2 separate regions of the Homo sapiens genome follow, and region 2 is linked to region 1. Evidence: chromatin loops called from intact Hi-C (ENCODE). Cell type or tissue: PC-9. All regions are shown on one strand. Links, peaks and the distances in the headings refer to the core of each region. The heading gives the core; the rest is flanking DNA. Region 1 overlaps LOC124901092 (a long non-coding RNA gene). Region 2 overlaps PCDH1 (protocadherin 1).

Region 1 (2,913 bases), core at 222-2,721:
AGGCCTCAAGGGACTCCAGCCTGACCTCTGCAGTAGGCTCCCTGCCCTGTTCCCAGCTCTGTGCTTCAGAGCCCAGCACAGAACCTGCATGTGGAGACCCTGGCAAATGGGTGATAATTGACCAAATGAATGAGAGTGAGTGAGTGAGTGAATCAATAAACATCTTCTTCACTGCAGCATGGCTCCCCAGTGATGGGGACTGTAATTTCATCATCCTATTGCTCTAGGAGTACCTGGCACAGAGTAGGCACTCAAAAACTGCTTGCTGCATGAATGAGCACCTAATCTGCTTCTTGATCTACCCGTTTCCTGAGTGTGGAGACAAGGAAGCCTGTAAAAATTGTGCCTGAGGTCTCTTTTCAGTGGTCCTACTACTCAAAAATGGTAGATTTCTACCTACCAGAGAGAATAAAAAACAACACAGCAGACATTTATTAAGTACTCAGCAGGCACAGTATTAAGAACTGTTCACAAAATATCTCATTTAGTCCTCACATCAATCTATGAGTTAAGTTCAATTTTTATACCCATTTTAAACAGGATAAACAGGAGAGAGCCAAGGGAGCTCTGAAAGGTGGTGTGGCTTGCCCTGAGTCATGCATTCCTCTAGGCAAAGGAGGAGCCAGGATTCAAACCCAGGCCAGCCTGCTCTTCCCTCCTTAACCACTGCACTATCCTGCCTCCCTTAAAGTACAGCAGGAGAAGACAGGAGAAGCATGGCCAGAGAAAGCCATGCAGAATGGAGTCAAAAAAATACCTCCAGGGCCTATAAAGTGTTTGATAAATTCCAGGAGAAGAATAGGAAGAAATAATGAGCATTTGTCAGAGCCTTTTATAGCATATAAGATGATTTTCCCTGCATTCTCTCATTTGATCTTCACCACAGGCCTGGGAGGAAGGTATTATCATTATCTACATTTTATTGGTGAGGAAAGTAAGGCTCCCACACCTCTCAGCTAGGGTTGGGCAGGCTGCACACCTGAGGGGGTAGTGGTTCAGTGATAAGGACTCACTTCTCATCTCCTGGAGGCTGCCATAACCTCTCCCCAAATTGTCATTGGCTCAAAGGGAAATCTAGGCTGAGGCTCACATGGCATTTCTGTGTTCTCTATAACCACAGGGGAAAGGCCAGCAGGGCGCAGAGGCCAGACCAAATGCCACCTCCTCCAAGGAGCCTGCCTGGACCTGCCCGCCCTCGGGACTCTTACTCTCCTCTGAGCTGTCCATCTCTTTCATTTCTTTGACAGCCCCTCCCAAGGCAGAGCTTGTTATCTCTGCATCATCTCAAAAAGAATTAGTCAACAAGAGTGACCCTTGGCAGTGGGAAGGTGAACACGTGGTGCAAGAGTTTGCTCAGGCAACAGTGTTATGATGGCTTAAGAACAGAAACTATGTGTGGAGTGAGACCAGAGCCCCTCACGCTCTCCAGGCCCCTCTGACTCTCAGCTACTCTGTTGGCTCCTTGACCTTCGGAGCATGTGGCCAAGATTGGGCACAAAGCGGGTGTGGCAATGCTCTTCCTAATGCTCCCCACAGGAAACACAAATTTAATACAGCATGAGCAAGGGCTGCAAAGAGCTCCTGTCCTACAGCCAGTTCCATTTCTCAAAAGGGAATGGGAGTGTCAGGAAGTGAATGCCCTGTGATTATCTGGAATTTCCTCAGTTCAGCATAGGGTCAGTGGTGTACAGCATGCCTTACTATCTTGGCTTTATGTGCCAATTCAGATGGATGAAAAAGCATTGCTTCGGGTGGGGGGAGGGGGGAGGGATAGCATTAGGAGATATACCTAATGTTAAATGACGAGTTAGTGGGTGCAGCACACCAACATGGCACAGGTATACATATGTAACAAACCTGCACGTTGTACACGTGTATCCTAAAACTTAAAGTATAATAGAAAAAAAGCATCGCTTCTCACTAACTATATAAAAATCAAAACCCAGATTTTATGTGATTGAATTTTTTCAACCCCAGTTACCATATATGATGGGGTATTACAGTCTTTGTGATTGAAAAGGTGAAGCTAGGGCGGGAATGTGCTCCAGCAGGATTCTTGCAGGCTTTCAGCCTATGTGGAGCCCCTGCTAGCTGCCAGGCACTGTATTAGACTTTGAGGATATAGTGCTGAACCAGGCAGACAGTCCCTGCTGTTGGGAATTTCCAGCCTAGGGGACAGACAAGCAGACTTCACAAGATGAAGGCTGGAAGCTCCTGACCCAATCAGGGAAAAGAGAAGGCCTCTGGGGGAGAGGTGGCCCTTGGGCTGAATTCTAAAGGATATACAGGGGCAGATGGTGCAGCAGTTATGAATTCCAGGTCTGGAGTCAGGTAACCTGAGCTGGAACCTGGGCTCTGCCACTTCAAGCTCGTGATCTTGGACAAGTTCCTTGACCTCTTTGTGCCTCAGTTTCCTCATGTGTAAAATAAGCATAGTAATAGCAACTTAGGCTGGGCGCCATGGCTCATGCCTATAATCCCAGCACTTTGGGAGGCCAAGGCAGGTGGATCACCTGAGGTCAGGAGTTTGAGACCAGCTTGGCCAACATGGTGAAAACTTGTCCTACTAAGAATACAAAAATTAGCCGGGCGTGGTGGCACATGTCTGTAATCCCAGCTACTTGGGAGGCTGAGGCAGGAGAATCGCTTGAACCCGGGAGGCAGAGGTTGCGGTGAGCTGAGATCGCACCATTGCACTCCAGCCTGGGCAACAAGAGCAAAACTCCCTCTCAAATAATAATAATAATAATAATAATAACCCCGTAAGGTTGGGAGATAAATGAGTTAATACATAGAAAGCACTTGGAGGCCAGGTGCGGTGGCTCACACCTGTAATCCCAGCACTTTGGGAGGCCAAGGCAGGCAGACCATGAGGTCAGGAGGTTGAGACCATCCTGGCTAACACGGTGAAAC
Region 2 (2,913 bases), core at 171-2,670, 150 kb before region 1:
TGGGCTGAAGATGCCTCTCTCTTTGATGTGAGGGAGCTGAGGAGGCTCGGCCTGCCCTGGACACCATTACCCATCCTGGAAAACCCTTAGTCCTGGGTCCTCAAGCCAAAGTGGGAGATGGGTGGGAGTTTCAGCCTTTTTTTTTTTTTTTAGAGCCTGGTGGACTGGGACCTGGAAAAGAGACTGAGAAAGAAAAGGGAGACAGACAGTCGGGGATAGCAAATAATAATAGCCTAGGTGCCAGGCACCGTTCTAAACACATGATGTGTATTATATCATTTAATCCTTACAGTACAAGGTAAGTATTATCCCCATTTTGCAGATGAGAAACCGGGCCCAAACAGATTAGAAAACTCGCCTGATATCCTACAGCTAATGAGTTCAGAGTCCACCTTTGCCGCAGCCAAGAGTCTGGCTTCAGAGCCTAGGTGTGTAAGAGCTTTACCACCTCCCAGTGAGGTGAAGCGGGAGAGTAGGGCAGAGAGTAAGCAGAGAGGTCAGCAGGGCTGAAAAGAGAGGATGGAAGAAAACAGGCTGTGGGAAAGGGGAAGAATCAGAACTGAGCAAGGATAGAAAGGAGACAGAAGCCAAGAGTCACAGAGACAAAGAGAGGTAAGACAAGAGACAGATAAGCTGGAAGACCAATCTAGAGCCAAGGGAGACTGGGGATCCTCATCATAAAGTTGATGACAGGTAGACTGGGGTGAGGGGAGGAGAAACTGTTAGGGTTTGGCACTCAGAGATGTGAGCAGAGACCAGGGTACCTGGGGAACCATTGCCCAGGAGTCTTCACTGTAGGAAAAGCCCAGGCGGGGATAGCTGGAGTTCCCATTCCCAAGGAGGAGAGGACTGGCAGTGGCTTGAGGGCTCACTAGGTGCAGTGCCCACTACTGCATTAGCACTGATTTTTCAGAGGCAGGCGGGTAGGAGGGTAGATGGTTGGACAGACAAAAAGAAATACATGCTCTTTAGGGAGCACTTTCCCTGTGCCGGGCAATGTCAGGCATTTTTACCTGTATTATCCCATTTGATGCTCACCACAGTTCTGTGAAATAGGTTACATTATTATCCCCATTTCACACATTCATAGACTGAGGCTTAGGGAGGTTAAATAATTGGCCCAAGGTCACATAGTTACTTGGGAAGTGGTATAACTGGGATTTGAACCCAGGACTCTTCTGTTTTGTTACCCCAGAGACTCTGCCAAGTTATGCTTATTCTCCCCTCACTCCCCACAGCAGTCACATTCTGTCTGGCTGTGACCTAACTCCAGCCCTCATGTTTCTCCCTGCCCAGTAGTACCCCATGGCCATTCCCACCTGGGTCCTCTTCCCCATTACCAACCATGTTTGTATAGAGTTGAGTCGAGTGCGCGTTGGAGTTGGCGTGGGAGGGTGTGCCCGCTGACTGCAGAGGGACAGACAGTTCATTGTTTGATGCTGGGAGCCCAGCCCACTGCCAGCAGGCTCTGTGGCCTGCATCAACCCCTCCCTCCTGGCTGCAGGCTCAGGCCGGATTCCTCGCATTGGTGCCTCGCCAGCCGGTGCCAGTCGGGAGGAGAAGTTGCTGCTGAAACAGGTTTCCCCGGTTTGACAGAGCGGTGGCTGGGGCCCGGCCTGGAGGGCTTCTCTGACCCACAACCCTACCTGACTTCTTTCAAAAGAAATCCCCCAACCTGGGGCCTTCAGATGGGCATGTGAGTCTTTACTCATGTGTGCAAACACACATATGCACAAACACATATACCTTCTCACACAAAAATCACACATAATCACACATTCTGACACAATCATACACATACAAACACATATACCTTCTCACACAAACATATCACATTTAATCACACATTCTGACACAATCATACACATACATATGTGCATGCGTGCGTGCATGTAGTGCACATTCACACGGGCACACACACCGCCTCTACTACTCGCACCTCTCCATCTCTTCAGGAGGGTTCAGGCAGGGTTCATTGGTGAAATGGCTTCCCTAGTTCTATTGGATCCTCATCCTCTCCTGGTATTTTTGTGGACCCATACAGCAATGACAAGTGAGGTTTAATTCTGCCCTGTCCCATCTCCAATAGTTGCCTGTAGCACTGTTGAGGATTTGCAGGCTGCATCTGGGCTCTTCAGGAAAATAGGTTAGTAATGCCTGCCAGAATGTCCGAATTGGGAAAAGGCAGGACACACATGGCTTCTGGAAAGGGAGCGATGTTGGATTGGCTGTGTCTGCCATGCTTGTTGGAAAGGACATTGGCAGCATGTGTGCCCCTTTATTTGCTATCCCTGATCTAAACCATCTCTGTTCTCCTTGTTTTTCTCTCCTGCCCTATAGGTGAAGGCCAATGACTCAGACCAAGGTGCCAATGCAGAAATCGAATACACATTCCACCAGGCGCCCGAAGTTGTGAGGCGTCTTCTTCGACTGGACAGGAACACTGGACTTATCACTGTTCAGGGCCCGGTGGACCGTGAGGACCTAAGCACCCTGCGCTTCTCAGTGCTTGCTAAGGACCGAGGCACCAACCCCAAGAGTGCCCGTGCCCAGGTGGTTGTGACCGTGAAGGACATGAATGACAATGCCCCCACCATTGAGATCCGGGGCATAGGGCTAGTGACTCATCAAGATGGGATGGCTAACATCTCAGAGGATGTGGCAGAGGAGACAGCTGTGGCCCTGGTGCAGGTGTCTGACCGAGATGAGGGAGAGAATGCAGCTGTCACCTGTGTGGTGGCAGGTGATGTGCCCTTCCAGCTGCGCCAGGCCAGTGAGACAGGCAGTGACAGCAAGAAGAAGTATTTCCTGCAGACTACCACCCCGCTAGACTACGAGAAGGTCAAAGACTACACCATTGAGATTGTGGCTGTGGACTCTGGCAACCCCCCACTCTCCAGCACTAACTCCCTC

Evidence for each region. Hi-C counts contacts between places; a loop is a spot of excess contacts. Peaks named below come from ENCODE experiments on the same cell type or tissue, not always from the same donor. Only the 100,000 strongest peaks of a DNase experiment are listed, where the experiment ranks them.
Region 2: it touches region 1 in a loop (6-fold over the local background); 82 of 110 quality-filtered maps call a loop at or near these places.

The regions. Positions count from the first base shown.
Region 1 is chr5:141,712,451-141,715,363 of GRCh38, reverse strand. LOC124901092 (a long non-coding RNA gene) reads left to right here. Exons shown (of 2, transcript XR_007058973.1): 1 at 1-2,913. All of the region lies in intron 2 of LOC124901093 (a long non-coding RNA gene), which reads right to left. Among named protein-coding and RNA genes, the nearest start is that of ARAP3, 32 kb to the right of the region's middle. In PC-9, for the core only: no CTCF peak of the experiment used is centred there; DNase peaks (open chromatin) are centred at 283, 613, 1,313, 1,613 and 1 weaker place; H3K4me3 peaks cover 2,281 bases; H3K27ac peaks cover 2,500 bases.
Region 2 is chr5:141,864,855-141,867,767 of GRCh38, reverse strand. PCDH1 (protocadherin 1) reads left to right here. Exons shown (of 5, transcript NM_032420.5): 3 at 2,341-2,913. Among named protein-coding and RNA genes, the nearest start is that of PCDH1, 12 kb to the left of the region's middle. In PC-9, for the core only: no CTCF peak of the experiment used is centred there; a DNase peak (open chromatin) is centred at 1,487; H3K4me3 peaks cover 421 bases; H3K27ac peaks cover 1,840 bases.